2 separate regions of the Homo sapiens genome follow, and region 2 is linked to region 1. The links are chromatin loops, found by intact Hi-C in ENCODE. Cell type or tissue: Calu3. All regions are shown on one strand. Links, peaks and the distances in the headings refer to the core of each region. The heading gives the core; the rest is flanking DNA.

Region 1 (16,919 bases), core at 5,364-13,363:
ATTTATGTACTTTTGTTTTATTATTTATTTGAGTGAAAACAGGTATCTTCTGTCACAGATTGCGGTATAATTGAATGTGGGTGTCTCAACATCAACAATAATTAATTAGAAATGTAAATTTCAAAAGGACTCAATCCTAATTAGAAAGTGATTTCCCCCTGCAGTCTGTCTGTATGTCATATAAAGAAATAATATCTCATCAAATAAACTTGCACATATAAATGTGTACTGTGTACATATACACTGCATAGTTGCATAGGTTTATTTAATTAATACTCAAGCTTAGATCATTGGATTTGCTATTCTAAATATATTTCTGTAAATATTTCTAAATCAATGTACATGGAAGTGATTGTTACTAAACTTGGGAAAAAAGATCTGAAAGTTTAAGTCATAAGAATGATGAAAATGTGGATTTATGTTTGAAATGAAGGTTGAGTACATTTCTTTTCTTTCATTTTGCACTTTCTTTCTGTGTGTTCTCTTCCTGTCTCTTTCTTCTTCCCATCATCATTCCATCAAGACCTGACTTCACCTTTCTTTTGTGCCTTGAGAAGTTTTACCCATTATCCTGACCAAATGCACCCACCCAGACTAGAAGGCTCCAGTTTCCAATTCTTCCATCCCAATGAATGACTTTATAACTCGGATGATGTTATGCATAGGTCAGAGGAGAAAGACATCTTCTATTCATCTTCTTGATCTTATTAGATCATACATTTCCAGGCCAGCTCCCAGGAAATGCAATTCCCCATAAACCACATTGAAATCCCTGACTTCGCAAATGTGAATGACCTGAATCAGAGCACAATCAGAATGTCAGACAATAGAAGTATTTTTAGTAATACTGAGTTCTAGTCAGATTGAAATATAATTTAGAGCCCCCTCTAGTAGCTTCAGTTGGTCCATTAAAAAAACTGACCTGTTTTGCCTTCCAGTGGCATCTGACTGTTTACCCCAAGAGCATTTCACAACATTGATTTTGATTGTTTAGTCCGGATAATCTTAGCCGTGTCAATATTTTTAAATGGTTGTGATTATCTGGTGTCTATGTACTAATGATCTGTAGCAGAAGATTCAAACCCAAATAACTTATACAGACCAGACATGTAACTTAAATCATGAAGCAGGTTAGATAAGAAATGAGTAGGTGGAGACAGGTAAACTAGAGAGGGGTGCCCCAATTAAGTCCATCAGCTGCCTCTTCCCTCTAGTGGTATAATATATGCATATAGTACATTCTAACACTGTGGATTCCAAACAGGCATTGCTAAGGCAGGCTTACACCTGCATTGCATCAGTCTTGGATTTAAAGTTAGCTGTCATAACAGGGTGAAAACCTTGAGCAGCCCTGTTTTCAGTGCTAGAGTGTGGGATAAAGACAAGCCCAGTTTTATCTGTGGCATTTGGAATGATTCTGTAGCAGAGTATTTAGTGGCAAACAAATTTGCAGAAATAGTTCTGTCAAATTGAATAGGTGATCAGTCAATCAATCATGTGTTTTCTCGTATTTGTAACACTCATGTGTCTTTGATGAACATTTTATTTGTGAATAATTTGATCTCTTTTTCAGGTGCTCCTACTTTGAAAAATGTATTATTCAACTCTGTTTGTAATAGTGAATACTTCAGGGCAGGGGAACCTGCCCACAATGTCTTTTAAAGTTACCAGCAAGTGAAAAACAAATACAAAAATAAGTGCTGGGCTTATTTTATTGTCAATCAAGATTTAATTGTGCCATTTGGATAAATTGTGCTGTGTGGACAAAATGACTTCGGTCAAATCATTTGGAGTTCTTTTCTTCCACATCTCATCCTTTCCTTTATATGCTACCAGAAAATCCCTATGCAGGTCTTTTTTAGGAGACTTAGTAAGCACTGGGGTGATGAAGAGTGGCAGGCAATAGCAGGATAAGCACAGAGTTTATCTGGCTGTGGATTGTGAGCAGCATGCACTTTGGGAATCCTGGAAAACTCTGCTTGTGTGGAGGGGCAGCTGTGGAGTTCATCCTGGTTACCCTCTGGAGCTACAGAAGTGTGGGATCCTTAGAGCAGTTGTAGAGATTACAGCTAGAATGCAACAAAGAACAGCCCTGTCAGTGACTTTTTAAATGCTGTCTCAGATGGGAGGGTTTGTGGAAGGAGGACCCAGCAAACTGGCTTGCAGGATGTGGTGCATTCAGAGATGCTCTGCCAAAAGTTCCTTCAAGGAAAGCCTGTCTTCCTAGCTGCTAGGTGTGTGGTGAACAGTAGGGAGACCCACAAACAGAGACCGATTGAGGCAGGAGTCTAAAAGCTAAATGCAGGATGATTCTGACAGCCATGTTAACTCCAGAATTCTCTGTGGTGTCAGTCAAGGCTGACATCAAGACTGCATTGCAGCTGGACCTCTCCCTCTGCTCAATTGCCTCTTCCTTATCCCTGGTGCAAATATTGGACACAAGGGCACCTTGTGATAAACATCCTATGTGTCACCCTGCAACCCCATTTCATGAAACCTGGGGGAAAAACAGAGTGAGAGGGTCTGTGGGAGAAGGTGCAGAGAAGTAGGTAGACATCTCTGGATCACAGGGAAAATACTTTGCGGGCCAGGAAGGGAGCATGAACGATGGAGAAATTCCAATGCTAGGTCAGTAGGGAGGGATGGTGACTTCAGGTAACTGGGCAGCGCATGAGCCTGCTCACTTCCCGGCCATTGCAGGGACAGGGGCTTGTGGATCCATGGTTACCAGAACTTTTGGATTAAGGAGAAGCTAAACAATTGTTAACATGAAATTTCTGATACTTATAAGTGTACAGGCTATGGGAAAGCAATCCACGTTAGTTTTCTGTTCTAGATTAAAGTATATCTTTCCAACCCATAGGTGGTTTGGTGGGGAGAGTAAGAACGTGAGCAATAGGCACAGATGTGCCCTCATTTTGCAAAGGGAAGAGACGATCATTGACTGAGCAGGTACCAGTAGTCAGGCAGTTTCAGTTTCATTTTTATCTGTAATGCGTGTTCGTTTTCCTCTTTCCTCTGAAACTGTCTATTTCACATTGGGATAATATTTGTGTAACAACCTCAGCATAGGGTGAGCTAGTTAGAGACTTTTATTCAATTACTGGCAAAAGTTATGAGTATTTTCGTCTCACCCTTTTCTATGGTACAAACTTAGGAATCTAATACTAGAAGGCAATGCAAGATACCATTTTTAAGTATCTAAAAGAGCTGATATAAGGAAAATAGCAAATTTCCTTAGGTTCCCCATAAAACCAAAAGCAAATAGATGAGAAGTGGAGGACATATCGACTTACCCTTTGGGCATGATTTTCTTTGCCACTGGGACAAAAGGAGTCCTCTTGACCTGAATTCCAGGCCTGCTATCTCAAAGCAGATCTCTACTTGTGCATGAACCTGACCCTCCTGCAGATATGCCCATTTGTATATTCTGTCAACCTCTGTGACCCTACATTTTTCTTAGAGTTACACCTCCTGGGATAGACTCACAAATAAATTTATGTTGTTGGGTGCTTCCTAGATCTATATACATTCTAAAACCATTCTCTGGGGCCGGGCGCATTGGCTCATGCCTGTAATCACAGCACTTTGGGAGGCCGAGGTGGGCGGATCACAAGGTCAGGAGTTTGAGACCAGTCTAGCCAACATAGTGAAACCCCGTCTCTACTAAAAATACAAAAAAGTAGGTGGGCATGGTGGCGGGCGCCTGTAATCCCAGCTACTCAGGAGGCTGAGGCAGGAGAATCGAGTGAACCCGGGAGGCAGAGTTTGCAGTGAGCCGAGATCGCGCCACTGCACTCCAGCCTGGGTGACAGTATGAGACTCTGTCTCAAAAAACAAACAAACAAACAAAAAACACTCTCTGTGTCCTTGAGTGCATTGTTGAAAGACATGTCAGGTGTCCCATGACTTATTTCAGTGGACAGAACTCTGAACTCTTTCTTCAACACAATCACTTACTAAAGTGTACTTAATCTTTTCTTCTACACTCAATCACTTCTGCCCTTTGTGGGGTTTTTGGTGAGATGCTCTGTTCCCTAACATTCAGCAATTTCTTCTGCACAAAATCCACACTCTTAAGAAGCAATCAGCAGGCCTATTAAGGCTCACCTACAATTGAAGACACCATGCCGCTTGCTAATTTACATTGCAAATGTAGGCCTGGCAGCCGGAACCAGCCACGTGAATGGCTTGAGCACTTTGCAACTCCTGGAGAAGCCCGATCTCTTTTTGTGCTGTCATAACACACCAAACTAACCAAATAACACATACACAACATTTTCTGAATATACTATTTCTCCAAAATGCTTTTCCTCAAACACTTGAAGATTTATATGCCCTCTTGACAAATACTGTTTTCTATTTTCTCATTCCTATATGGAATATAAGGGACTTTGTTTGAATTCTTTGCTTTTGTTCATTTTCTGTGGGTGTCATGAGTGCCTATTATATTTTCTAGATTTTTTTTCTTCAGGGTTTAGAAAGTGAGCATTTGGGCTTACTTGGGGGATAAAGGGACTACTTAAGTGAAAACATTAATAGAAAGGTGGAAAAATATTTTAATTATTTTCTTTCAAGCATTATTTGTCATATTTAAGACCGCAGGTGTGAGCTTTGCTCTGCTCCCCATTGTGCAACTGATTAGGGGTTATGCAAAGTTAAGAGTGGAGACTGCAGGAGTTATTCTTATGATTTTCCAGTTGAAAATGCTGTTTAGCACTATATATTTCTAATAAAACATGCAAAAGGAGAGAACCACTTGCTTCCAAAAAGTCAAGAGCCACTTGCATCCAAAAAGTCAAAACATGAGGTATGAAAAGGTAAGTCAAGATGGTATCTAAACAATTCTGATCAGCCAGATATCTGGAATCTTTTATAATATTGAGAGAATTTGTATTTGGTATTGTTACGGCTGCAAATCCATACAGGCCTGCGGCAACCTCAATTCTTGCCTCCTCAGAAGAAAGAATTCAGCTGAGGGGGGCATAAGGCAGAAGGAGAGGCCGAGGCAAGTTTTAGAGCAGGAGTAAAAGTTTATTAAAATGCTTTAGAGCAGGAACAAAAGGAAGGAAAGTACACTTGGGAGAGGGCCAAGTGGGTGACTTGAAAGACAAATGTGCTGTTTGACCTTTTGACTTGGGGTTTTCTACGTTGGCATACTTCCGGATCTTGTGTTCCTTCTCCCCTTATTCTTTCCTTGGGGTGGGCTGTCTGCCTGCGCAGTGGCCTGTCAGTGCTTGGGAGGAGAACATGCGCAGTGTGTTTACCGGAGTTGTACGCATACTCACTTGAGGCATTCTTCCCTTACCAGCCGAATGTCCTTAGAGGTCAGATACCAATTAAACTCCACCATTTTGCCTCTTAGTGCACATGTGTGAGCCCTGAGATCTTCTTATCCGGAAGCCACTGATCACCAGTTTCAGGTTTTTCCTACCTATTGGGAGACTGACTCACCCCTTGCACCAGCTGCAACCAGTTATTATTTTAGAGAGACAGTTAAAAACTGCCTGACCATCAACTGATGGTCACCTGACATTCCTGATTGGGGTGGTGGGGGTTGTTGTGGTTGATGCCTCTCCTGCCCTGTTCACGTCTGATTAGCTACCTACTGTAACAGTATAAACAAAACATTAGTCACCCAATCTACTTGGCCTTGCCCTTTTTCCTACCTGAAATAGACTTCCATTTTTAAAAAATACCTCAGAATAGACTATCAAAGTCTCACTGCCTTTCAATCAAATTTTTCTAGACCAATCAATTAGCAAAGCATTGATCAGATTACTATCCAAGTGAGAATTCCATGCAAGACTCTGTGGCTCTGGGATACAAAATAGGGTTAAAATAATGTCTTTCACACTTCCTTAGAGGAGCAGTTAAAGACAGAAAATAACACTATGCCACCACACTTACAAAAATAACTGAAGTATGTAGTATAAATTCATTCACTTTTTGAATACAATCATTCATTCAACAAATACTTAGTGAGTTCCTACTGCATGCTGGCCACTACTCCAAGTCTCCTGGGATAGAGGGGTGAAAAAAAAGCAGACATAGTGAGTACTCCAGGGAGTCATTCAAGCCTATGAGAGTTCAAAAAAGGGTGAACTGGAGAAACAAGAAAAACCCTCTTGATAGAGTTTGGGCATATATTGAGCACTGAGAGATGAATAATATAATCACTTTTAGGGAAATGTTTGGATTGAATTGTGTCCTACATTAGGATGTTGAAGGCCCAACTTCTGGGTTCCTATAAATATAACCTTATTTGGAAATAAAGTCTTTGTAGATGTAGTCAAGTTAAGATGAGATCATGCTGGATTAGGTGGGCCTACTCTGATATGACTGGCTTCCTTATAATAAAAGAAAAGGAGACAGACACGAAGAGGAAAAACAGCCATGTGTAGACGTAGGCAGAGATTGGAATGATGTGTTGATAAGCCCAGGAATGCCAAGAATTGGACTTCTAGCCTCCAGAACTTCAAAAGAATACATTTCTGTTATTTTAAGCCATCCAGCATGTGGTTCTTTTAATGGCAGCCCTAGGAAACTAACACAGGAAGCCAAGACAGGCCAGTGAGAAAGGAAGAATAGACAAGAAACAGGACACAAACAAGTGGGGAAAGAAATACAGTCATTCAAACCACTGTTTCAACTGAAGTGGGCAATATATTCTAGGAAGAATTGGCATTCAGATTAAGAGTGTGATTCAATGATAAATGAAGAAACTTAGACAATAGAAAATCATTGAGAAAAAGAGGTATGATCAAAGGAGCACTTTAGGAAATTAACCTACAGCAATACACAAAACCATTGATTTAAATAATCTAGCCATTCTAATAAACAATTGGACAAGAGTCTGTCTAAGGAGACAGAGGAGGAATAAGTCACTGAGGACATGAAGAGGACAAAAAAGACAAAAAGAGGAGTTTCTTTCTAATTGTGATAATGATTCTGTGTAACCTGTAAAGGTAATAGTTTGGACTATTTATTTGAATTACTAAATTCTAGCCTTGCCATTAAGAATTTCTCTGCCATTTGGCCAGGTAGTACCTCAAGACTCTCATTCCAATTGGAAAAAATAAGGAAAAAAACACTACCTAATAAATGGCAACAAAAGCCAAAATTGACGAATGAGATCTAATTAAACTAAAGAGCTTCTGCACAGCAAAAGAAACTATCATCAGCGTGAACAGGCAGCCTACAGAATGGGAGAAAATTTTAGCAATCTATCCGTCTGACAAAGGGCTAATATCCAGAATCTACAAAAAACTTAAACAAATTTACAAGAAAAAAACAACCCCATCAAAAAGTGGGCAAAGGATATGGATAGACACTTCTCAAAATAAGACATTTATGCAGCCAACAAACATATGAAAAAATGCTTGTCATCACTGGTTATTAGAGAAATGCAAATCAAAACCACAATGAGATACCATCTCATGCCATTTAGAATGATGATCATTAAAAAGTCAGGAACCAACAGATGCTGGAGAGGATGTGGAGAAATAGGAATGCTTTTTCACTGTTGTAAATTAGTTCATTGTGGAAGATAATGTGGCAATTCCTCAAGGATCTAGAACCAGAAATAACATTTGACCCAGCAATCCCATTACTGGGTATATACCCAAAGGATTATAAATCATTCTACTATAAAGACACATGCATACTATGTTTATTGTGGCACTATTCACAATAGCAAAGATTTGGAACCAACCCAAATGTCCATCAATGATAGACTGGATAAAGAAAATGTGGCACATATACACCATGGAATACTATGCAACCATAAAGAAGGATGAGTTCGTGTCCTTTGCAGGGACATGGATGAAGCTGGAAACCATTATTCTCAGCAAACTAACACAAGAACAATAAACAAAACACTGTATGTTCTCACTCATAAATTGGAGTTGAACAATGAGAACACATGGACACAGGGAGGGGAACATCACACACTGTGACCTGTCGGGGGATGGGGGGCTAGGGGAGGGATAGCATTAGGAGAAATACCTAATGTAGGTGACAGGTTAATGGGTGCAGCAAACCACCATGGCACGTGTATACCTGTGTAACAAAACTGCATGTTCTGCACATGTACCCCAGAGCTTGAAGTAGAATAATAAAAAAATACTAGCTAATAGCTAACGGGCCTAACACCTAATAGCTAACAGGCCTGTTCTGGAGATTTCACAATGAAGTATATTTCATCTGTCTTATCTATTAAGCAATACATAAATGTAAGTAATTGCATTGTGCATTTTCCACTTAGAACCCACCACACAGTGAAAAAATGGGTTTGTTTTCCTAATGTTATTTGTGACCTGATTTTTTTTGTGCCTAAAGTAAAAGACTTGATAAGCCTCTTCCCTTGAAACAATACCATGGAAAAATCTTGCCCTTCTCTATTTTCTTCACTTCTCTTCATTCTTTTATTGTATGCATATGCACTCACACCCATTTCCCCAGTTAGTAGAAATAAAAGTAAAATACCGTGAGGTTTCAATTTGACCTATTCATGAGCACTATATGAAACCCCCAAATTTAGGGGCATATATGGTATATGGGCATACATGGCAGTCTGGCATATATGGTACAAGCTCTTTTGAGTTTCTGTTAAGTCTTGCTGAAATTTGTGCCACACTTGAGGAAAAGGATACTCAACATTTCTGGTGGGTAAAAAGCAATTGGAATAAAAACATCATAGGGGGAATGCCTGCTGAGAAATCCCCATTTTCCACAGAATACAGGAAATTATACGTGCTGTCTTACAGTGTTCTAAAGTGTGAATAGCCAACTCCTTACTTGGGACTGTGGTTAAAAAACAAAAGCAAGAACCTAGAACACATGATTGCATTGGCTTGTAAGAACTATTTTTTTAAATGTAAGATTTTACATATACAGATCTTACATGAAATATATATGTATGTATATGTGTGTGTGTGTGTATATATATTGAGATGGGGTCTCTCTATGTTGCCTAGCTGGTCTCAAACTCCTGAGCTCAAGCAGTCCTCCTACCTCAGCCTCCTTCCCAGCTGGGAAGACTTCCCACCTGGGAGACTGAGGCAGGGGGTTTCTTGATTTCTTTTTAGATGGCAATGTAAAAAAGATGCTAAATCTTATTAATATGCTTCCTTATCTTTGAACTTCCCCACAAAATATGTTAAAGTAAAATTGAAGATTGACCTTCAAATCAATATAGAGGGATTTAGACAAACCTCCATTGTTTGTGGAAATGAAACAGATGCTAGCCACTTTGCAACAAATGTCTGCCAGATACCATGTCTGCATTACTGCATGTACTATAAACATGGTTGTCCTCAAATGAAGCAACTGTCAATTTAAAATCCAGTCCTGAACAGCTATTCATGTCCTCATGTGTGTCTATATCTATACACGTGAGTGAATGTGGTGACGCAGAATGGTTTGGATGAATTTTAATTATTTTACTGCTTAGAAAACCAGCTTCTTTTGTGACTTTGATCCTTGAATATGACTATAGTCACGAATATTTAAAAATCTGATGTTTGAAAATAATATTTTCTCTCAAATAGTTTTTTTATTCTCTGCGTGCAAGAAAATATTGAGGCACAGGTATATTTAAACATAATTTTAAATGACTTAGCTTACTGTAATTTGGGGTGGGTCACTAAATTAGACATATAGTAACATATTAACAGAAATATCTTGGCAGCTACCCTATCCAAACACCTGCATGGCTGCAGTTGATTTCAGCAAATATTTGTAGTGTGTTTTACTAAGTCGCTGGTCTTAGATAAAGTGCTTTATGTAGGCATTATCTTATGTAATCTCCACGCATTCCCTGTGAAATATGTGTTATCACATTTACACAGGAGAAAACAAGTTGAGAGAGTGTAAGCTGCTTCTAAATGTGCACAGCAAATGGCAAAACCAGGACTGATACTAGCTCTGCCTTCAAAGCCATATTCAGCTATCTCTCTGTGACAGCTAAAATGCTTCAAGGAACCCATTAGTATGCAGCAAACCTATCAGACATCACAAAGCTACTAATTTTAACATACAGAATTTAACCAAGAGGTAAAAATGATAATAAGACTGTTTAATGAGTACTTATTATATTCCCTGAACTGGGTATGTATTACCTCATTTAATCTCCCTACCATCCTTCGAGGGAGATATGAATATTATTCCCATTTTATCAGTGGATTAACTAAGCATTAAGATTTTAAGTGACTTGCTTAAAGCCATATGTCTAGCAAGAGGTAGAGCTGGGATCTGAACCCACCCAACCAGTCCAAAGAATCTGGCTCGCACGACTCATCCTGCTTCTCAAGAAGAAAAAAACTAAAATACATCACCTTTGATGTCATACATGTCTACTCATTTGTTCAGGCTCTCATTTTGTTGCTTTTTACTTTTATTTGGAGCTAATTATCATGTTTGCCTATGCATGTTCAGCCAGCAGCAAGTAAGAAGCAGGAATTTGAAGGGGTAGACAGGGAAAAGGCAGGACAAGAGGAATCTGCTCCCATAGCCCCACTGACCCCTGAAGAATGTGAGTGTGTTTGGCTAACTGTGAGGCATAGCATAAGTGCATTGCAGCCTGACAGCATTTGGTACAGAGGTAAGAGTCCTTCAAAATTAAACAGTCCCTAAAGACATGGGCCTATTTTCAATCAGGGTACAATATTTATGCTCTTAATTATGACCCTGAGTAGTCAAAAAAGGGACCAATTTTCAAGATATGCTCAGGGAGGGCTGTGTAAAAATCATAGGAAGTTCATCATCGTTAGAAACATTTATGTCCAAAGAGTAATTTTTTTAATTTAAATTTTTGTTCAAAACTGTTTCAGTATGAATTATCTAGAAAGAAATTGGATGGGATATCTCTTTCCTTGCTAGCAATAGAAAAATGCAGTGTTACTCCTTTGATTTTCTTTTTTTTCTTTTATTTTTTAATTATACTTTAAGTTCTAGGGTACATGTGCACAACGTGCAGGTTTGTTACATATGTATACATGTGCCATGTTGGTGTGCTGCACCCATTAACTTGTCATTTACATTAGGCATATCTCCTAATGCTATCCTTCCCCACTCCGCTTACCCCACAACAGGCCCCAGTGTGTGATGTTCCCCTTCCTGTGTCCAAGTGTTCTCATTGTTCAATTCCCACATATGAGTGAGAACATGCGGTGTTTGGTTTTTTGTCCTTGCAATAGTTTGCTGAGAATGATGGTTTCCAGCTTCATCCATGTCCCTACAAAGGACATGAACTCATCGTTTTTTATGGCTGCATAGTATTCCATGGTGTATATGTGCCACATTTTCTTTATCCAGTCTATCATTGTTGGACATTTGGGTTGGTTCCAAGTCTTTGCTATTGTGAATAGTGCCACAATAAACATACGTGTGCATGTGTCTTTATAGCAGCATGATTTATAATCCTTTGGGTATATACCCAGTAATGGGATGGCTGGGTCAAATGGTATTTCTAGTTCTAGATCCCTCAGGAATCGCCACACTGTCTTCCACAATGGTTGAACTAGTTCACAGTCCCACCAACAGTGTAAAAGTGTTCTTATTTCTCCACATCCTCTCCAGCACCTGTTGTTTCCTGACTTTTTAATGATCACCATTCTAACTGGTGTGAGATGGTATCTCATTGTGGTTTTGATTTGCATTTCTCTGATGGCCAGTGATGATGAACCTTTTTTCATATGTCTGTTGCCTGCATAAATGTCTTCTTTTGAGAAGTGTCTGTTCATATCCTTTGCCCACTTGTTGATGGGGTTGTTTGTTTTTTTCCTGTAAATTTGTTTGAGTTCTTTGTAGATTCTGGATATTAGCCCTTTGTCAGATGAGTAGATTGCAAAAATGTTCTCCCATTCTGTAGGTTGCTTGTTCACTCTGATGGTAGTTTCTTTTGCTGTGCAGAAGCTCTTTAGTTTAGTTAGATCCCATTTGTCAATTTTGGCTTTTGTTGCCATTGCTTTTGGTGCTTTAGACATGAAGTCCTTGCCCATGCCTATGTCCTGAATGGTATTGCCTAGGTTTTCTTCTAGGGTTTTTATGGTTTTAGGTCTAACATTTAAGTCTTGAATCCATCTTGAATTAATTTTTGTATAAGGTGTAAGGAAGGGATCCAGTTTCAGCTTTCTACATATGGCTAGCCAGTTTTCCCAGCACCATTTGTTAAATAAGGAATCCTTTCCCCATTTCTTGTTTTTGTCAGGTTTGTCAAAGATCAGATAGTTGTAGATGTGTGGCATTATTTCTGAGGGCTCTGTTCTGTTCCATTGGTCTATATCTCTCTTTTGGTACCAGTACCATGCTGTTTTGGTTACTGTAGCCTTGTAGTATAGTTTGAAGTCAGGTAGCGTGATGCCTCCAGCTTTGTTCTTTTGGCTTAGGATTGACTTGGCGATGAGGGCTCTTTTTTGGTTCCATATGAACTTTAAAGTAGTTTTTTCCAATTCTGTGAAGAAAGTCATTGGTAGCTTGATGGGAATGGCATTGAATCTATAAATTACCTTGGGCAGTTTGGCCATTTTCACAATATTGATTCTTCCTATCCATGAGCATGGAATGTTCTTCCATTTGTTTGTATCCTCTTTTATTTCGTTGAGCAGTGGTTTGTAGTTCACCTTGTAGAGGTCCTTCACATCCCTTGTAAGTTGGATTCCTAGGTATTTTATTCTCTTTGAAGCAATTGTGAATGAGAATTCATTCATGGTTTGGCTCTCTGTTTGTCTGTTATTGGTGTATAAGAATCCTTGTGATTTTTGCACATTGATTTTGTATCCTGAGACTTTGCTGAAGTTGCCTATCAGCTTAAGGAGATTTTGGGCTGAGATGATGGGGTTTTCTAGATATACAATCATGTCATCTGCAAACAAGGACAATTTGACTTCCTCTTTTCCTAATTGAATACCCTTTATTTCTTTCTCCTGCCTGATGGCCCTGGCCAAAACTTCCAACACTATGTTGAATAGGAGTGGTGAGAGAGGGCATCCCTGTCTTGTACTCCTTTGTTTTTCAAAACATCACCTGTTACAGAAGTTTGTTATTTTCTGAATATATGTACAAGTGTGAGACTTTGTACAGCTATAAAAGCATCTGTATTTGTTTGCATAACACTCCAGTTCTAGGAAGATCAGTATTTCTGTTTTCTAGAAGAAATCTTTATTCTAATTTTTAAAATATTAAATTTATACCTGCTTATGATAGAAACTTTTGAAAGTACAGAAAACTATAGCAAAAGCATAAGAAAATAAAGTCATAAATGAAGCAAACAAATGTATTTACCATTTCCATTTTGGAATATATCATCTGAAGAATGTCAACTTATCCAAACTGACCAGTTTTTCAGGTTTTTTTATTTTTCTTCCTGGCCAAGTTCTACACTTTTGCTAAACCATACCAAACCAAACCCTACAATACAATGCACTGATGTAGTACATTCTCCTTCTTCAAAGACATAATTTTCTCTTTGTTCTACCCTCCCCTGGTGGGAGGAGTTAAAGTTATCTCTGTAATGTTAGTTAATGATAATGCTGTTATTAAAGCCATAAACTAAGGAAAATAAGTGAAATTCAGTTTCATTTGATGTATATGAGTATAAATTTTAAATAAGGTAGGGAAAAACAATTATATTTGAGTCTGAAAGGCAAGAATGGTATTTTGACATTTTTCTGTGTTTGTGTTATTCCCCAAAATCTGGATTGAAAAATTGTTTAGTTAGGCATTCAGTTGTGAGGTTTATTATTTGAATAAGTTTCATATCTGAAAATAAATCTTTTCAGAAATCAGATATTTTGCAATTGAGTAGAGAGAGCCAGAGAGTAAATCAATATTTTGTTTATAATTCAAATCTCCTAGTCTGGTTTTGTGGGATATATTTTCATAATACTGAACTGATTTCCCAATGAGAAACTGACAAATATACTTGTTTCAGTGTCTCATAAAAGCTATTTATTTAGAATATTCTCTGGCAGTAGTGGTTCTGGAGAACATGGCACCTTATGGAATATGGAACTCTTCATTTTACAATGAAAGTAACAGAAGCCTGCAGAGCTTCCAGAACTGCAGAGATTAGATGATTTTCCAATAAATAAGTGGAGTCAGAACCTATTTAATGGAATAATTTATAAATGGTGGTGCTGCAGAGCTCAACATCGATTTAGAGAAAACTATGAGGAGAGTCTAAATGAACTGACAAAAATCTGTGAGGCAGATTAGTCTTAATAGAAGTCTAAAAAAATTTTTACTGACGGGGTGTGGTGGCTCACGCCTGTAATCCCAGCACTTTGGGAGGCCTAGGCGGGCGGATCACGAGGTCAGGAGATGGAGACCATCCTGGCTAACACGATGAAACCCCGTCTCTACTAAAAATACAAAAAATTAGCCAGGCGTAGTGATGGGCGCCTGTAGTCCCAGCTACTCGGGAGGCTGAGGCAGGAGAACGGCGTGAACCCGGGAGGCGGAGCTTGCAGTGAGCCAAGATCACGCCACTGCACTCCAGCCTGGGTGACAGAGCGGGACTCTGTCTCAAAAAAAAAAAAAAAAAATTTACTTAAAAAATATGCCAGGTTTTTGTTCATTGTAGGAACATTCTATTTCTAATGCCTTTACCCAGCAATGTGCTGGTAAATCTTTAACAGGCTTTTAAAACAGAAAAATGGATGCAAATATATATTTTATGACACACTTTTAAATTTAATCTGCATTATCATTTTCTCTATCACTTTCCTAAATCCAGACAATCAAAACAATATATCAAACCCTTACTTACAGTATTTATGGATTTCCATTGTGTAAATACTACTGTTGTGATGAATTTCAAGCACACACCAGTGGTCCCTAAACATAGAATTGAAGAGATACATACATCATTATATAGCAATATGCCATACAGATACAATAGACCTAAGTAACTTTAAGATACAGATAATAGTAAAATGAATATAATAATTATAAAGTGATGAGTTTCAGTATGTTACCTTTGTTTTTAATATAATTTATTTAATTGTGAATTTGTATAATTGACTTTAAAAAACGGCTATTTAACAACTGTCTCATAAATTTTCTGAAATTTTAACGGTTGTTTTTTGCTGACCTGTATTAACTACCTTTAAGCCACCACTGCCTATGCCTTTGAAGGAAAGGGAATATGAAAAAAAATTACACAATGCCCCACATATATGTAGTACACATCATATCCAGCACTTGTGAGGTATATATATTATATGTGTGCTTTTGGAAGTATACCTCTGTAGCAGTGCTTCTCAAACTTTACTGTGCATGTAAATCACATGGGCATCTTGTTAAAAGGCAGATTCTGATTTAGCAGGTCTGAGAGTCTCTATTTCTTTTTTTTTTTTTTTTTTTTTTTGAGACGGAGTCTCACTCTTTCACCCAGGCCAGACTGCAGTGGCACTATCTCAGCTCACTGTAAACTCCACCTCCTGGGTTCATGCCATTCTCCTGCCTCAGCCTCCCGAGTAGCTGGGACTACAGGTGCCCGCCACCACGCCTGGCTAATTTTTTGTATTTTTAGTAGAGATGGGGTTTCACTGTGTTAGCCAGGATGGTCTCGATCTCCTGACCTCGTGATCCGCCTGCCTCGGCCTCCCAAAGTGCTGGGATTACAGGTGTGAGCCACCGTGCCCGGCCGAGAGTCTCTATTTCTAACAAGTTCACAGATCTTACTGATACTGCTGGTCTCTGGACCTAACTTTGAATAGCAAAGGCCCTGACTAATTTCCTTAGAAACTTACTTTATAAGAGTCAATCTTCTTCTCTCTCACTGCATATGTGTGTGTGCATGTTAGTTTAGATACATACACACATACATACACACATGTACAGTTTTACACACATAGATACACACGCACATATATACACACATATACATACACATGTATATCTATATCTGTAATTTGAAACGGGCCCCTCCATGTACTCAAACAAAATGATATATAATTAAATGACATTCTGTAGAGAAAACAGGAGAAAAAATGGGAGTTGGAATTGCTGCCATGGCCTAGTGGAGGAGGAGGAGGAGAAACTGCCTTTATCAATCCTTGTATTAAAAGAAGTGTTCAAGGAGCCCGAAATTAGTTCAAGGTTGATGAGATGTTAGGTCATAAGGGAAGAAAGAAAACCCTGAGTTTCAGCCAGGAACGGTTGAAATTAATCCTGTAGGCATTTAAGGAACATAAGTCATTAATTTAAAGAATTATGCTCTAGGAAGTTTAATCGGGTGCTATCCAAGTGTGAGGCAAACTACACTTAGTATAGAGATGCTGTTTGTCACAAGCTAGGGGTAAGTGGTAAGCACCTATGTCCAAGGGAAGGAAGAACTGGGAGGAATCTGGATCCTGGATATATGGAGGATGAAGAGTCGGGGATGCTGAGCCCCAGTAACTGGGAACATGATGGTGCAGCTGCATAAACAGGAATCCAGGAAGAAGAAGCCAGTCTCTCTCTCTCTCTTCCTAAGTTAAAAATAAAAGAAGATGTTAACTCTGTTTATGAATTCATTTTTCCCAAAGTTGAAGTGATTCAACAGAAGAACTCACAGCAGGTTTAGTAACATGATAATCAAGAAGTATATGGTCATAAATCTTGTGAGTTTGTGAGGAATCTTCTATATGCTACCTTTTTGTCTTGGACCATAAGACAGGTTTGCCAGAACCAAATCCAACTTCAAGCCTGAAGGTGGGGATACCCCTTTCTAATCAGTCCATCACTCATATTGTTTTTATTCTTGGCAACGTGACCTTAAATTTTTTCAAGGTTAATCTGTGGAAAAAACAAAATTGATGACAAATTTTCATGAAAATACAATGGTCCTGAAAGCTAGGTTCAGGAACATGAGATTGGAGTAATTCAGGACCCTGTTGGAGGGTGGTGAAGAAAAGCAGGCATTACATCCTGAT
Region 2 (16,919 bases), core at 5,559-13,558, 190 kb before region 1:
ATGAAAATAGCGGGGAAACATAAAATCTCTGTAAATATTAGGTATTCATGTTTTATGATTTCTAGCAGTTTTCAAATATTTTATTTGATGTGTAACATTAAATACTTCTCAAGTATTTTCACCCTATGAAAGCCACACAAATAAGAAGGTCCTTGATATGGTTAGGTTTTGCGTCCCCACCCAAATCTCATCTTGAATTATAGTCCCCATAATCCTGATGTGTCAAGGGAGAGACCAGGTGGAGGTAATTGAATCATGAGGGCAGTTTCTCCCACACTGTTCTCATGATAGTGAGTGAGTTCTCTTAAGATGTGATGGTTTTATAAGGGGTTCTTCCCTCTTTGCTAGGTACTTCTCCTTCCTGCCACCTTGTGAATAAGGTGCCTTGCTTCTTTTCACCTTTTGCTGTGATTGTAAGTTTCCTGAGGACTCCTCAGCCATGCTGAGCTGTGAGTCAATTAAACCTCTTTCCTTTATAAATTACCCAGTGTCAGGTAGTATTTTTATAGCAGGGTGAAAACGGACTAATACAGTCCTATCACAGGTTAATGGAAGATACCTAGGTCTGCATACACTTAACTTCATATATATGTGTATATATATATGAATATATACATATTTGTGAATATATACACATACATATTTTAGAGTTGTGCTCTGTCACCCAGGCTAGAATGTAGTGGCATGATCATAGCTCAGTGTAACCTTGAACTCCTGGACTGAAGGGATTCTCCCATCTCAGCCTTTCGAGTAGTTGGTACCATAGGCACGTGCCACTATGCTGGTTGATGTTTTATTTATTAATTTTTTTATGTAGAGATGGGGTCTTGCTAGCTTGTCTAGGCTGGTCTTGAACTCCTAGTCTCAAGTGATCCTTCCACCTGGCATCCTAAAGCACTGATATTACAAGTCTGAGTTGCATATATTGAGACATGTAGTTGTTAGGCACAATGAGATTTTTGTAGGTCAGCACAACCCACTTGTATAGTGGAAATCACCTAAAGTTTTGTCTCACAAATCCATCACTAAGCCAGAGAGATCATTTAAATATATTTGGACCAGGAAGTTCAATACACTTCACCATATAATTTATGTAGTGTTAAATATGACAGATGATTTTATATAGAATGAAAAATAAATTTCATTTTTAAATGCTGGCAGTAAATTCAAGTACCTATTTAATTTCACAATGCATTTATTTCATCTTTTACCTTCCTAGAAATAGGTAGGTAATGCTCTTTGAGATTGATATGTACATTTCTGTCACCAAGATGCAAGTCTTAAGGTTGGAGCCCAACTCCCTGGCATTTATTTGAACAGAACTTCAGCAGCAGCTCTGACCTGATCATCAGCTGTGGTTACTTCTGTAAATCATGGTTTGGCAACAGCTCTGCACCTTCTTGCCGATGCCAGAACATCTTGGCCAGTGGCCAATTGATTAAGCACTAGTGAATCCCTGGGGTGTGGGGCTATTTCAAAACCTAGAACTGTGAAATATTTTATCTTCCTATGTTAAGAGTTTAGGAAAAACTTGAGGTATTTTTTTAAAGTTCCCATAGTTAATATCCTGAGGATCATAGTCCTCAGATCTTTATTTGTTAATATCATTCATTGTATGTAAAATATTCCAACAGAAAAGATTCCCTTGTGAAAAAAAATGTTCTTAGTTAAACACACACATACACAGAAACACACACACACACACACACACACACACACAGTGTGCCTATCATTTGTTGGTGATTTTCATGGTTTAACATTTTTTTTTACCGAATCTTTTTTTTTAAAGAGAATTCCTAGACTCTGGGATGTATATGTTAAAGTCTATTAGTCTTATCTTTTTTTCCAATCACTGTTTACATGGATTGTAAAACATAGACCCTGATAGTGCATGCTAGCAAATGGAGCAATAGTTTGGGTGATAATATGTTACAAGATGGAAGTGGTTAACATTGAGTTATGGGAGAAGAGATATTAAAAACTGAAAGAGATCCAAGTCAGGCACCCAGGAAAAAATAGGTAGGCCAATGCCAGTAATACAATTTCATAACTTAGGAAGGGTCAAGGTCCAGAATCAGGCCAGCAGGAGACATCAACACTTAAGCAAGGGCATGTATCAGAGCCAGGACCTTGAGGGCAGTGCAATATCAGACCAAGAGGAATGGAGACAAATAAGGGAATCTAAGGAAATTTTGTCTATTCCTTCATTAACCCTGCCTCCTCCACATTTACTAGTTTCCTCTAACATAACTAACACTCTGAGAGTTTGCACTTAGGGTTCCTTAGTCTCTGATTTTATACTTAGCATAAAGTATGCCTTGCATCAAAGCACATTTAATTTAATGTAATTTAGTGAATAAATGAATAAAGAAATAATAAAAGTGGACCCAATGAGCAAAAGAGTGTAAACATTTTGGAAAGATAGATTTTGCTAAATTCCCTTTTTACATGGTTTTTATAGATTTGTATTCTCATCAGTAGAGTATAAAAGGATTCCCTGAATAGTGCTTCTATAACATTGAGGATTAGTTTTAAATCTTAGACAATCTGATTAATTAAAAAAATTAGTTATTCCTTTAATGTTCATTTCCTTGAAACCTGTGAGGCAAAATAAATTTACCTTTGACAATGTTTCTTCTTTTATGATTTGTCTCTGCACAACCCACCTTTTTTGTGAATGTCTGTCTTGGGTTCACCCGAAGCTGTTATGAGGCTAGGATATGAAAATAAGCAGTTAATTTGGTTGCTAATCCTGACAAACGCTGGTAGGAGAATGGGGAAATGAAACGAGGACAGAAGAAATCCCCTAAGTGTGCATTTTGAACAGATTGTCAGCACAGACAGGTGAACTTTAATCCCATTACAGAACTGAGAAATTCAGAGTTATCCCATCTGCAGGACTAGAGAGCTGGGCTCATTACTTACTCTTGTTATTCCTTGGCTGGGGGTTGCAAGAAGAGGTGACTTTTACCAGATGAAATGGAGAAAGCCCTTGGGCAAAGAGATGCAGGTGCTGGCCTTTGGAATTGTTCAAATTTCACTGAAATGGTTTTGGCTGAGAGGATAAGGTAAAATGCCGAGGTTTCTCTTACAAGATAATTTAGTTTTTCCCTCATCAATGAGTGAAATCATTTTAACTTCAAGTTTATTTACTGTCATTATTTTTCCTACCAATGAACTTTTTAGTTTCCACCTGGTTATTCCTTTTTTTTAAACATATACATATATATAGATGAGTTCTCACTATGTTGCCTAGGCTGGTTTTGAACTCCTGAGCTCAAGTGATCCTCCTGCCTCGGCCTCCCAAAATGCTAGGATTACAGGTATGAGCCATCAGGCCTGGCCTGTTAATTTCTTTATGAATTTTAATGGAACATTTTGAAATAATGCATTCTTTTTCTCTCATATTTTGTTCATTACATTTAACAACTTCCTTCTTGAAAAGACCTGTTGAATATTTATGTTTTAAGTTAGTTTTTTTAATATTCAGTTTTATAATTTACCTATAATTGATATGGTAGAGGTATGGTTACCTTTTATTTTCAAAATACTCAGACAACTAAGACAAAACATTTTATAATAATATATTTCTTCTATATTGTTTTGAGATAATTTTTAACCTATATATTTTTTAAATGTTTATATAAATGATAGAATGCCTTCTTCCATAATAACTTTTTTTCCAATTGTTTTCTATCATTGCCTACATTTTTCTTCATGCCTCAAGTTCTAGGTAAAATTTAGAATGATTTTGTTAATATAAAGTATCATTGAGATTTTGCTAGACATTGCTCACCCCAATATTAGACTCACACAATAATTTAGCGAGAACTCCCATCTTTTTATTTCTTCTTTTCATCTCCATAGAATCATATCTTTCTTTATGACATCAGTAAAGCTTTTCTTCTGTAGTGTCTTTCTAGGCTTTTTCATATCATATTTTCGTAAATAGAATCTTTTGGGGCTTAAGGCGAGAGGTAAAATATTTTGTGAGATGCCGTGGAAAAAGATAGGGTGAAGGAGAGCCTGGTGTTTCTCTTGGATAATGGTCCATGGTGTTGTGAACAGGAGTGGTGAAAACAGAAATGGAAGGAGCTGTTGCCTTGGGTAATTCTGAGACAAAGACCCACAGCCAGGTATGTTTTTGTTCTAGTGACAGCATGCAACTGAGAGAGAGTGGGGAGGGTCTGTGCATCCCCAATCCTGGCTGACCTCTCTGCAACGCGGGCTCCTGGGAGTTAACATCTAGAAGATCTGTTGCCCTGAGGGACAGAGTCTGTGGCCAGGAAATAAGTCATGATGTGGAGTGGTGCCTTCAAGGGGCTACAAGAGGGGTGGCAGTAGTATTGGATGCAGAAGTTAAGAGAAAGTACTAAAGCAACAAGGTTGGAAGGTTAAGAGCAGTTATTATTAGCTGGGGAGGTTCTGTACTATAACATGAACAATTATTTTTTACTGGGTTTTGGACGAACAGTATTTATCATGTCCTGAAAGGGTGCTTATTCCAAAACAGCTTAGGAACTTTTAATCTAAGGGCAGCTCTCTGGGTAGACATAATAAGATAATGGCCTTCATGCTGACATTTGAGGGGTATTTTAATTTTTTAATTTTTTATTTTTTAGAGATTGGAGTCTCACTGTGCTGCCCAGGCTGGCCTCCAACTCCTGGGTTCAAACAATCCTCCCTCCTGAGCCTCCCAAGTGGCTGAGATTACAGGCATGTGTCATGCACCTGGCTCGAGGGGTATTTTAAAATTTTCTGCCAGTGCCAATAGAAGTTGTCTACTTTCCCCTTCCCTACTCAGGAATTTCCTGTCATTCTACTTATAGAAAAGAAACAGGAGAAGAATAATCACAATCAAGTTAGTAGCATCACAATCAAATAAAAATTAAAGCCAGTTAATAAAAATTAATATAAGCTAATGAATGAATATCTTCCAAAGAGAAGGACATTCAGTGAGATGCTGTACAATGCAGCAAATATTTCTTGCATGCCTGTTGGGTATTAAGCATTCGTCTAGGAATGGTCTGATTTTTTTTAACTCTCTTTCAAAAAAGAAATAAGCATTTTTCCTTTCATCATGGGTCATCACAGGTAATGCAAAATAAATTTCTCTGTACAATATCCCTTAGCAACTCCCTAGCAACATTCAAATGAGCAAGCTTTTACCAACGGGGTTCACAGGACAAAATTTTAAGAAAAAGTAGCCTTTTTTTGCCACTAAATCTTTAATTTTAAATGTTTTACAAGAGAAATAATGTTTCATATGAAGGTTTAAATTATTAATTATCAAGTGCTCCTTTCCATATTAACATCTAGCATAATATTGTGAACAATAAAAGTCTGTTGAATAGAATCTTATTAAATATAGTAAGTCTGGGAAAATCTGGAAGAAACATTACTCTTCTTCTCTTGAGGTTCATGATGTCATTTTCTCTCCTTTTCCTCATAGATGACACTTATCTAATTTCTAATTGTTCCATCTAATTAATTGGAGATTTGACTGCCTGAATAGATTCTTGCCCTCTACCTAGGAAAATTTAATGTTCTTGTTTATAAATCATCTACTACAATAGCTTGGAACTCCATTTACATGGTTTTCTCTCTGTGCTTCAGCTTCAGGCTTTAAAAACTAATGAAATAACTAATTAATTAACTAATCTAATGAAACAAAAACATCCTGAAACTTTTCCTCATTTTCTATGTCACTAATATTAAATGTCCACATTTTAGACTCTGACGATGGCCTCCTCTTCTTCTAAAATTACTAATGCTCATGCTATGGATTGCATGTCTATATCCCTCCACAAATTCATGTTAAAATCCTAACCCTCAATGTGACGATATTAAGAGATGAGGCTTCCTAACTAAGGTGGAGCCCTCATAGATGAGATTTGTGCCCTTATATAAAAGAGACCCCAGAGAGCTCTTTCGTTCTCTTTCCGCCATGCAAAGATACAAAGAGAAGGTGGCAACGCAGAAGAGGGCCCACACCAGAACCTGACCATACTGGCACCCTGATCTTGGACTTTCTAGGTGGCAGAGCCATGAGAAATATATTTCTGTTGTTTATAAGGCCTCCAGTCTTGCACCCTGCACTGACCAAGACAGCTCATATTCTATCTTTTAATCCAGTGGTGTGGCAGTAGACTGGCTCTCTGAAAAAAATAAGGCCCCAGTTTGTGGTGCTTGCTGATTTCCAAGGCACAGATATTCCCAACAATGCTTTTTTCAAGCTACCCACATGAGGTCATTTAAACAGTTGAAAAGAGAAGTGCACAATCAACTCTTGCTAGTTTCCTAGGCTATGGCCTGCCTCTCTACTCCTCTCTCCATTTTCTCTGTCTGAAAGTGCCTGTATATGGCTTTCCTCTTCTGTCTTCCAGTCTGGAACTCTGGTGTGAGGACATGAGTTTACTCCCTTAGAATCTCTATCACCAACCTTCGATCCTTTCCATCTAATAATACCTCTTTCTGGTATCAATACAACAATCTACCATTTGACTCAAATTGGATTTCTGGGAGGACTGTGAACCAGGACTCAGCTGGGTGGATTGGAAATTGATAGATTCTACTTGCCATTGGGCCCTCAACACTACTGATCCAGGCAGGGTTTACTCTATTGATTCTTCATTTACTGAGCACTGAAAACCTCAATTTCTCTCCTCAGACCACTATCCTGTCCCTCTACCACCATGAATGCTGAAAACCTTGGCATTAGTATAGGCAAGAAAATGGAGATCTTTGGGAAGTAAATCAACCAATCTCGTAACCTGACCTCCCTCAAATTTCTTCCTCACACACCTTTGTCTACTTTGTAATCTCCAACTGCAGAAGGTATTTTTCATCCTGAATGAAGCCAATTCCTTCACCTCTGCTCATTTCCCTGGCACTCGCATCTCTCGGGAACCTCCTTCACCAGTGGACTCCTCTCCATAGCCATAACTGCTCCCTCCAGATTAAATCTCTTCCTTCAGTCATTAAACGTTCTCTGGCCACTTCGGCTCCAAAAAATTGCGACCTCTTTTAAGGTGACGTCTTCTTTTGCTATTGTCACATCTTTCTCTCATTTAAGATCCCAGATAGAGTCACCTACTCATGGCAGATCCTTTTCCTTTCTGGTTTATTTGGCTTTCTTCCATTCTTAATTTTTCATTTTCTCCTCACATTTACTCATAACCCCTCATACACGCACACTCACACACACCCCTCACTCATACCCATTGACCTACTACCCACACTCACGTTAATTATACTCACTTAACCACCAACAATGTCCCATGTTCAACATTTATAGTGCTTATCTAATCTGTGTCTCTCTGCCAAATATGATCATTAATTCCTGGCTTCATGAAGTGCGCAACTTCTATGATGTCTACGAAATGTTACATCTTTTTACCTCCTTTCTCCCTTCTGTGGTCCTTTTCCTCTATATATTTATCTAGTTTTAAATAAATGATCACATTGGCAAATGCCTGTGGCTTTATTATAATACATTTCTGAGCAACATGATTCATTTATATGGTTTTAACTAGACGTTTTTAATCAGAATGAACTCCAAATATATATTTCCACCCCTTATCTTTTCTGCTTTTTACCTAAATTCTACACGAGAATCTCTACCGTAAAGGAAAAACACAACACTGAATTCATCTTTGGTCTTCCCAGAGTTTCTCGCCTTTCTGTATTTGGTGTCTCACTGGAAGGAACTACTGTTTGACGAGGGAAAAAGATTTGAAGTTGCCTTTGAGTCCTTTCTCTCCCCTTAATAGTCCCATGCCCAGTCAATCACCAACCTCTAGATATCTGTGGAATCTAAACACTTCTCCCCCTTATTTAGACCTGCATCATTTTCGCTAGAGTTATTGCAAAGATTCCTCACTCTTTCTGTTTCCTCCTCAAATCCTGCCTCCACACTATCTCCAGGGTGTTCTAGCTGACTCTGCATGGCCTACATGGTGAAGCTCAAGCTTTGATCAGATCAAAAGGGCTCCCTCTGGGAGCAGTGGCTCACACTGTAATCCCAGCACTTTGGGAGGCCCGGGTGGGCAGATCACCTGAGGTCAGGAGTTCGAGATCAGCCTGGCCAACATGATGAAAATTCATCTCTACTAAAAATACAAAATTTAGCTGGGCATCGTGGCTGGCATCTGTAACCCGCTACTCAGGAGGCTGAGGCAGGAGAATCGCTTGAACCTGGGAGGCGAATGTTGCAGTGAGCCGTGACTGCATCACTGCACTCCAGCCTGGACAACAAGAAGAAGACTCTGTCTAAAAAAAAAAAAAGGAAAAGAAAAATACAAAAATAGAGGGGCTCCCACTTACCTGGTTTCTTTTCCCCTACCACCCCTTATGTCAAATGCAGTGTGCCAGCGACCCTGAACTTCATACCAACCCTGGTTCACATCATGCTTATTCTCATCTCTTTATATTTGTGCAAACTGTTCCCTCTGCCTGGACTCTCTCACCCTTTGTTCATTTCGTTAGCTTTCCATACCAAAATTTAGACAAAAAACTCTCCAGAAAGCTCACCTGGATACTCCCATTCCCTGTGGGTATGCTGGGCTTCCTCTGTCCTGGGAGCATGTGTCTATTACACCACTCATTGGTCAGCTTTAAATTCCTTTATCTATCTGCCTTATAGAATCAAGCTCTTCTACAGCAATCAGGGTGTTGTATTAATAATGAAGTGCGGGCTGGGCACAGTGGCTTAAGCCTGTAATCCCAGCACTATGGAAGCCTGAGGCAGGTGGATCACCTGAGGTCAGGAGTTCGAGACCAGCCTGGCCAACATGGTGAAACCCCATCCCTACTAAAAATACAAAAAAATCAGCTGGGTGTGGTGGAGCGCACCTGTAATCCCAGCTACTCAGGAGGCTGAGGCAGGAGAATCACTTGAACCTGGGAGGCAGAAGTTGCAGTGAGCCAAGATCGTGCCATTGCACTTCAGCCTGGGCAACAAGAGCGAAACTCCATCTCAGAAAAAATAAAATAATGAAGTGTGTCTGACACAGATCTTGGCACACAGCTGGCCCTCACTAAATGTTGGTTGTATTTTACATCAGGCAATTGAAATGTGATAAATGTCACTAAACTCTCTCCAGGATCAGCACAGAATGCTTGAGGAATGTTGCACAATTAATAATGGTTAGATGAGTAAAAGCATAATTCCTGTGGCTTCTAATATGTCAAAGAGGAAGGAAAGAAGGAAGAAAGGGAAGGAAGGAAGGAAGGAAGAACAGTAAGCAATGAGCTTTCTAATTGATTTTCTCTTTAAACTAGAGATAAGTGTAGAGTGAGGGTCAAGATCAGGGTGAACTTGAAGGAGAAGAGAAGAAGATGCTGAGGACTAATTCTGACACCATTTTGCCCAAGGCTGGTCTTAGACTTGACCCGTTAATTGCCAAATGCTCTAAGCAATGATGTGCTGCCAATAATCACAGTGAGGCCTAGGCAAGGAACTGATGCTGTTTCTTCGATCAGCCAGCAGAGGGGACAATAGAGCAAAGGCATTGATAACCTTACACAAATTTAGGAAATGTTGCTTCCTTTCCCACCACCTTCTGTTTCTCCAAGCTGAGGCTACCTCTGGGGAATTTCTATTATTGATTGCGTGCTGTTTACTACCTTACCATCATTTATCCATGGCAGCCCATGGCAATATTGCTGCTTTTTGTCAAAATGGAAAGAAAAATGGATGGGTTTTCATTGATGAGGCTAAGAACTCATTGTTTAATCATGCATTAAGCTCAGTATAAAGTCAACAATGAGTGGAATGCATAAAAGTTTATTTTGAAAACATTTTTTGCCTAATTTTCAATGACAATGAAAATATGCAGATACTGCAAGCTCTTGCAGTTCCCCCACCCATCAACTCTGCCTTTGCTGGTGCATGAGTCAACTAGCTTCTTAAATCACTGCATGCTTTTAGTGTCATTTCCAGTTGGCAGCACTGCAAACAACTGAGTTGTCAGAGGAGATAGATCCATGCGTAATATCATTTGCAAATGATTTATTTCTTAAAGTGCATAAAAATGCATTTTGAGCTCCTATGGTTGTTATTCCCACAGTAAACAATGGAGTAAAGAGAACTCTTAATTTGTTCACAGTGTGAGGGGTGTCAAGGGGAAGACAGGTTATGTTTAACATCTTTTGCATTATCAATTGACTAATAGGGTCACTGGGGAAAAAAAGCCACTTGAATTAAGTGCCTGGAAATAACCTTACTGTGAAGATATGGTGCCGAAGATGAGAAGCCAAAATCCAGATGAAACTAATCTCTCTCCATTTCCCATGTTTCCCCTAAATGCTCTTTTGTTTTGTTTTGCTTTGTTAAAGTGGCATTACCCCAGGCAGCTTAACCAGAGCTAGATACAGGTCTTTTAAGGCAGTTCATACAGAAAAGGGGAGAGGTCATTCAAGAAGAATGAACAAAGGATTTCCTACTAATGATTTCCAATTAGACCCTGTTGGCATTTTGGGTAAGGCCGTTCTTAACTGAGAGAAGCTGTGTCTTACATTTCAGGGCAGTTAGCACCATAGCTTCCCTCCCTAAGATACTAGGAGCATGCAACAGTTATCGTGAAAATCAACTGCATGATTTTCGTAGATGGCCTCCATCTAAGTGATGCCAATTGGAAATATCTCACTGTGTGTTTTCACCATGGAAGTTTGTTATCTCAGAATGTTCATTTAATACCATCGACAAACATGGGGATAATAGACTTACAGAGATGTAAGGACTTGAAATAACATATGCAAAGAGATGAGACATCACACAATAGGGATTTTATAAATAGTACTTATTAATATTATTGCGAGGAAATGTGCAAGTTATAACAATGAATGAGAATGGACTCCTTACTCTTATAGAACTATTTAGTGGAGAAAACATACATGCAGACATGCCCCAAATAATAATACAAGTCAGCACAGTTGTTAGGCATATTAGAGTCTGAACAGAGCTGAGTACAAATTGCTTTTGGGCTGCCTAGCTTCCGATGTTAAATGAGTACCCATTCTCTGGTGGAGTAAAGGTATGGTTTTAATCCTCTCTGTGAATCAGCTGTATGGTTTCCACCCAGATTTTGAGGTGGGAGGAGAAAATGTATAGATGAGTCTATTTTATTTTATTTTATATACATTTGAGACAGGGTCTCCCTCTGTCTCCTAGGCTGGAGTGCAGTGATGCAATCTTGGCTCACTGCAGCCTTCACCTCCTGGGCTTAGGTGATCCCCTTCAGCCCCTGGAGTAGCTCAGACTACAGGCAAATGCCACCATGCATGGCTAATTTTTGTATTTTTTCTACAGACGGGGTTTTGCCATGTTGCCTAGGCTAGTCTGGAACTCCTGAGCTCAAGTGATCTGCCTGCCTTGGCCTCCCAAAGTGCTGGGATTAGAGGCGTGAGCCACCATGCCTGCCTCATGAGCCTATTTTAAATTCCAGCCTGGGATATGGCCCCTAGGTAAATGTAGCCAGGAGAGAAACTTCAAAACTTCAAAAGTTTCAGGAAATTGATGTTAAATTTTTGTTTTACTCTCCATTATGAGGAATTTTTTAACTTCAATTGAAACAGAATTTGACTTTGTTGCACTTCAAATCCTTATGGATATTCCCCTTCAATTTCTAGCTAGTCCCAAATGTTTTATGTGCTAGTGTTTATAACCAAATTTGATTCCCAGACTCATGTGTTCCCTTAGATTATCTAATAGCCATTTCACACCCTTTCTGTTTTTTTCTGCATGGATTTATGTATGATTATGACTCCTATTTCTATTGCTATTTGTAATGTATTTTAGTTTTTGAAAATTCCTATACGTAAATCCATTCATTCAGTGCTTCACATGTTTACATTTGGCTGAATGCATGTCACCAGAAGCTAGGATATTTACTTATAGCTTGGAAGAACTGGAATGTCTGGTAATAAGGTCATGTGGATAAAAGTTATACATTTAACAAAAAAAGAAATAAGAAAGTATATGTTGGTGAAATTTTCAATTGAGTATAAATATGTCTTTTTCTAGGGTCAATTGAGTTTCTGAGCATTTTGAAAACTGAGACTACTTTTTAATTACTTTCAAATTAAGGAACATTCAATACTACAGCACCTTTTGTGAAGTAAATTAAAACCATTTTCTGAGATACATAGTCTGGATTTCCTCCTACTCCTGTTGCTAGGAGGAAGAAAAAGAGAACAAGAAAGATAGTAAATAATTCAACCTTAAATTCTATGTAATATACCACCCTTCTGCCTTATCTTAGGCTAAATTAGCATATTTCAAATATTCTAAACAATGAAATGAAAAAATAAGGGACGGGATTTCAGAGAACTCCAACTTAATGATGCAGCAGTCAACCAGCTGTTACCAACAGTTTCTTTCCAGAATGAAGTACTGATTTGACAGTGATTGGTTACCCCACAGAGACTGTCTTGGTATCAAGAAATCCAAATAAGCTGATCACAGTGAAATCTGATCTCTCAGGGACCACTTCTGTCTGCAAATGAAGGGGAGCCATTTGACCAGCTATTAGGATCTGGGGCTTTGGACTCTGACAGCACTGGGTTCAAATCCCTATTACCAATGAGTAATTGTCTGAAAGCAGACTTCTTAACCTTCTTCACCTGTGTGTTTTGCTGTCTAAGAATGGTGCCCTTTTCACTGAGCTCAGTGGATCCCTCACATTCTTCTCATCAGAGAGTTCTGGGCAAAAACTTGGAGGCCCAACTTTAAAGTTGAATAATAACTGCAACAGTGAGGTATCCCTTATTTGTGACCTGTGGAACTTTTACTCGACCCCGCCTTCTGTTCCTATGATAACAACCACAACCATGGCAACAATAACACTGATATGGACAGGAGACAGGGAGACATTGGGTAGGAGAGGGCAGTTCCTTGGCAAAGGCCCCACTCTCAAGCGTGGAAATCCACAGCCTGGAAACCCACAGCCCTCAGTGAGAAAAAGTGTTTCTGTTTTTGTACCCAAAAAGTTGCCTTTTGGTACACTACACTTCCCTATCCTGTACCCATATAAACCCTGAACCCTGGGCTCCAAAAGGAGATGAGCAAGCAGAACAACGGCAGAATGGCAGAGCAGAAAAGAAGAGAAGAAGCATCTGAATGTCAAGAGGAGCACAGCTGGGGACAATCAGAGAGATCAGCTGCTGGACCGCCAAACCCTAGGGGAAGATCATTTTCCCACTCTGTCCCCCTTCCAGCTCCCCATTCATCCTGCTGAGAGCTACCTCCACCACTCAATAAAACCCTGCATTCATTCTTCAAGTCCCTGTGTGACCTGGTTCTTCCTGGTTGCTGGACAAGGAACTGGGTCCCAAGGGGGTCCACTGAGCCGTCTAACACTTAAACCACCTGCAGGTGGCAAGGCTAAAAGAACACATTCTAACATGTGCCCACTTGGGCTTTGGGAGTTGAAGACACCCAACCCAACCCCATGGCTACCATGGGGCCAGAGCCCCCAAAACACTAGCCCTGGCTCCTGCACCTGTCCATCTGTGTGCCCCTACTCTCTTAAGGGGTTTGAGCATGGCAGCTGAACAAATGAGCTACACCCATGTCACATGTCCTGCAAGGGGGGGTCAGGGAACTCTCCTGTTTCAGCACTGTGCACCAGACATGGTGTAAGTTCTTTGGATATACCAACTCATTCATTTCTTACTATAACCCCAGGAAGTCAATAACTTCATATTATACCACACTTATTAGAAGTTTCTAAACATATTTCTACATTTTTTCAGAGAGGAATAAAGGGGACTGAATGCTTGATTTTGAAATCTGATAGCAATAAAAAAACTAAATTCTGCCAAAATAATGTTTAGTTGAAAAGAATGAATCGGAAACTCCAAAATGCCCAACAAAAGCATAACAGTTTCTTTTTTTTCATAGTGGGGATAAAAGAGGAAAACAAAGATGGTATAAAAATGGCAGGTATCTCTCACAACCTGGCATATATGGCTGGTGTAGACAACCCTACCTGCTCCACCTCACAGACATGTTGGCTAAAATACAGTAACAGCAACAATAAATCTACATTTGTATGTAATATCAACTTAAACTATGTGTAACATCATCTTATATACCTCATATCTCAAATATTATACTGTCTTGTATAATTTTTAATCTATATCTACTATCTATTTCTAGATCTATATTTCATATTTAGATATTCATTACATTGTTCTTCACACTGATTGGGTGTTTTAAATGTTTTGTAATAAATTAAAACAAAGGAAAAATATATTGGTAACTTTTCTGAACACTTAATCAAATGGTATATTAAAATTTAAGAAATGAACAGAGAGATCTGGTGGTGACCTGGCAACTGATATTGTTTGGTTATGTGTCCCCACCCAAATCTCATCTTGTAGCTCCTATAATTCCCATATGTTGTGGGAGGGACCTGTTGGCAGATGGTTGAATTGTGGCGGCAGGCCTTTCCCATGATGGTCTTGTGATAGTGAATAAGTCTCATGAGATCTGATGTTTTTAAAAACAGGAGTTTCCGGCTGGGTGTGGTGGCTCATGCCTGTAATCCCAGCACTTTGGGAGACTGAGGTGGGTGGATCACCTGAGGTCAGGAGTTCAAAACCAGCCTGGCCGACATGGTGAAACACCATCTCTACTGAAAATATAAAAATTAGCTGGGCGTGGTGGTGTGTGCCTGTAATCCCAGGTACTTGGGATGCTGAGGCAGGAGAATCGCTTGAAACCAGGAGGTGGAGGTTGCAGTGAGCCAAGATCATGCCACTGCACTCCAACCTGGGTGACAGAATGAAACACCATCTCAAAGAAAAAAGAAAGAAAAGAAAAACAGGAGTTTCCCTGTATAAGCTCTCTCTTTGCCTGATGCCATCCATGTAAGATTTGACTTACTTTTCTTTGCCTTCTGGCATGATTGTCAGGCCTCCCCAGTGATGTGGAATTGTGAGTTCATTAAACCTCTTTCTTTTGTAAATTGCCTAGTTTGGGTTATTTATCAGCAGCATGCAAACGGACTAATACAGCAACCCAATGGGGCTTTAGTCCTGGATATGGCCTGGTAGCGGGGATGTGATTCTAATGCTCTCTGAGAGCAGAAGGCATGTCCAAAGGACAGAGGAAGATAATGAAGCTGAAACTGAGCTTGAAACCTTGAATTTCTGCCCCATGTAATCATATATAGTCCTCTAGCCTAAAGAGGCCAAGAGGAAGCTTCCTTCATTTGGGGTCATGAATGGCCAATCTAATGTGCTGTGTGGGTCTGAATTTATCTATTTTTTGGATCATGAACTGAAAAATATAAGGAAAACCTCTAGGCTCTCAAGCAAATACACAAACTGTGTAGGTGGTTACATTTATACTGAAGGCACACAGCATTCTAAGTCTTGGTCTGAGTTACTCCAGAAGCAAACCTTGAGACTAATATTTGAGTGCAGATTGTTTGTTTGAAAAGTGATTCAAGAAACATCCATAGGGCAGAGGTGAATAGAGATAAGAAAGTGTGCGAACCCAACAAAAGCTGCGTTATTATTAAAATAGTCACCACTGTGGGCAACTGGAGTGCAATGTCACTGACGAACTCATAGAAACTATGTGAAATTTACTTCAGAGTTATGTCAACTGAAGGGCAAGGGAACAGAGGTTTTATATACCAGCTCCTTGTCTTCCATTGGTTAAAGTTTGCTTCTAGGTGCATCACCTCTTTGGCATTTGTGAATTGCCCTGTACACTAATTGATGCACTCTCTTGGTCAGAAAAAAATGTTCTCAGGCAGAGAGTTCATGATGTTTGCACTAAACAGTGTTCAGGCTAGCAGATGTGAAGGCCTGAGGGTATGGAGAGGTCACTGAAACTTCTACAATAACAGCGCTCCAAAATCAAGTGAGGAAAAGTTGTGCTTGTCAGTCTCAAAGATTATATTGATTTTTCAATTATTTGACCATTATACCTGTTAATCTAGTTGTGCTCATCAATTGCCAAATGCAATGATGAAAAAAGATGAAAAATGATGAAAAGCAATGATGAAAAAAGAAAAAGAAAATCACAATACACCTACTAATGGCTAATCCAGAATCCTTTCAACAGTGTATTCACACTACTCATATAAAAAAAGAAATGTGTGTAATTCCAAATGGATTGGCCAAATGCAATTCTGCCAGTTTTCAGTAATTTGTAGAGTCATGTACATGAGTAGGCATTTTTAATTTTTTGTTTATTTGTTTTGAAATGTTTTCTCAACAAAAAGCCATGGCAGACTACTAAGTCTGTGCACTATCCTCAGTCATCTGCCCGGGACTGACAGTATCACTCAGCCCTCATGCATTTCTACTGTCTGCCTTTGTATGGTTTCAGAGTCCAAGAGCCCCATTTCTGACAGCGATTTGGAAGCAGAGGTATCATAAAACCAACTGAAACAATCTCATGATTAATCCTGGTCCATTGACTAATTGTGGTGACAACTGGAACACAGCTTCTGGGCCAGATATCACAAAGATCTGAAGTCATCAAAAGAGCCACCTATGATCCTGAAAATCTCTTAAGTGATATGCCTAAGGCCCTTCTCCTAACCTAGAACTGAGAGTGATGAAGTTTGACTTGTAGTTACTATGATTTACCGCTGGGAAAACCATCATTCATTTTTCTTTTTTTTCTACTGGGGAGAAAGTTAAAACTGTGAATTTAACATGCTTATAGCCACATAGGTTGAATTCTCTAATGGTCATTTATAAAACATAATTTTACTTTTGTCTGCAAAGATTTTTTAACACTTAATACAAGAAAACATTTAAGATATTTTTGTTGTCTGTATTAAATATATTCTCTTTGAACATGGAGAAAGAATGATCAGCGTCTGACAATTTTTGCTGAAATATTTGTCAAGGAAGAGGGATGCAGGAGTCGGTTAGTGAAAGCATCTAAAAGC

What was found. Hi-C counts contacts between places; a loop is a spot of excess contacts. Peaks named below come from ENCODE experiments on the same cell type or tissue, not always from the same donor. Only the 100,000 strongest peaks of a DNase experiment are listed, where the experiment ranks them.
Region 2: a loop joins it to region 1, with 2.2 times the contacts of the local background. A loop is called at or near these places in 2 of 110 quality-filtered maps.

What each region holds. Positions count from the first base shown.
Region 1 is chr2:225,461,885-225,478,803 of GRCh38, forward strand. All of the region lies in intron 3 of NYAP2 (neuronal tyrosine-phosphorylated phosphoinositide-3-kinase adaptor 2), which reads left to right. Among named protein-coding and RNA genes, the nearest start is that of NYAP2, 71 kb to the left of the region's middle. RefSeq lists an enhancer at 5,077-5,577. In Calu3, for the core only: no CTCF peak of the experiment used is centred there; DNase peaks (open chromatin) are centred at 5,537 and 10,267.
Region 2 is chr2:225,273,569-225,290,487 of GRCh38, forward strand. No RefSeq gene overlaps it. Among named protein-coding and RNA genes, the nearest start is that of NYAP2, 120 kb to the right of the region's middle. In Calu3, for the core only: a CTCF peak has its summit at 9,492 (motif pointing right); a DNase peak (open chromatin) is centred at 9,493.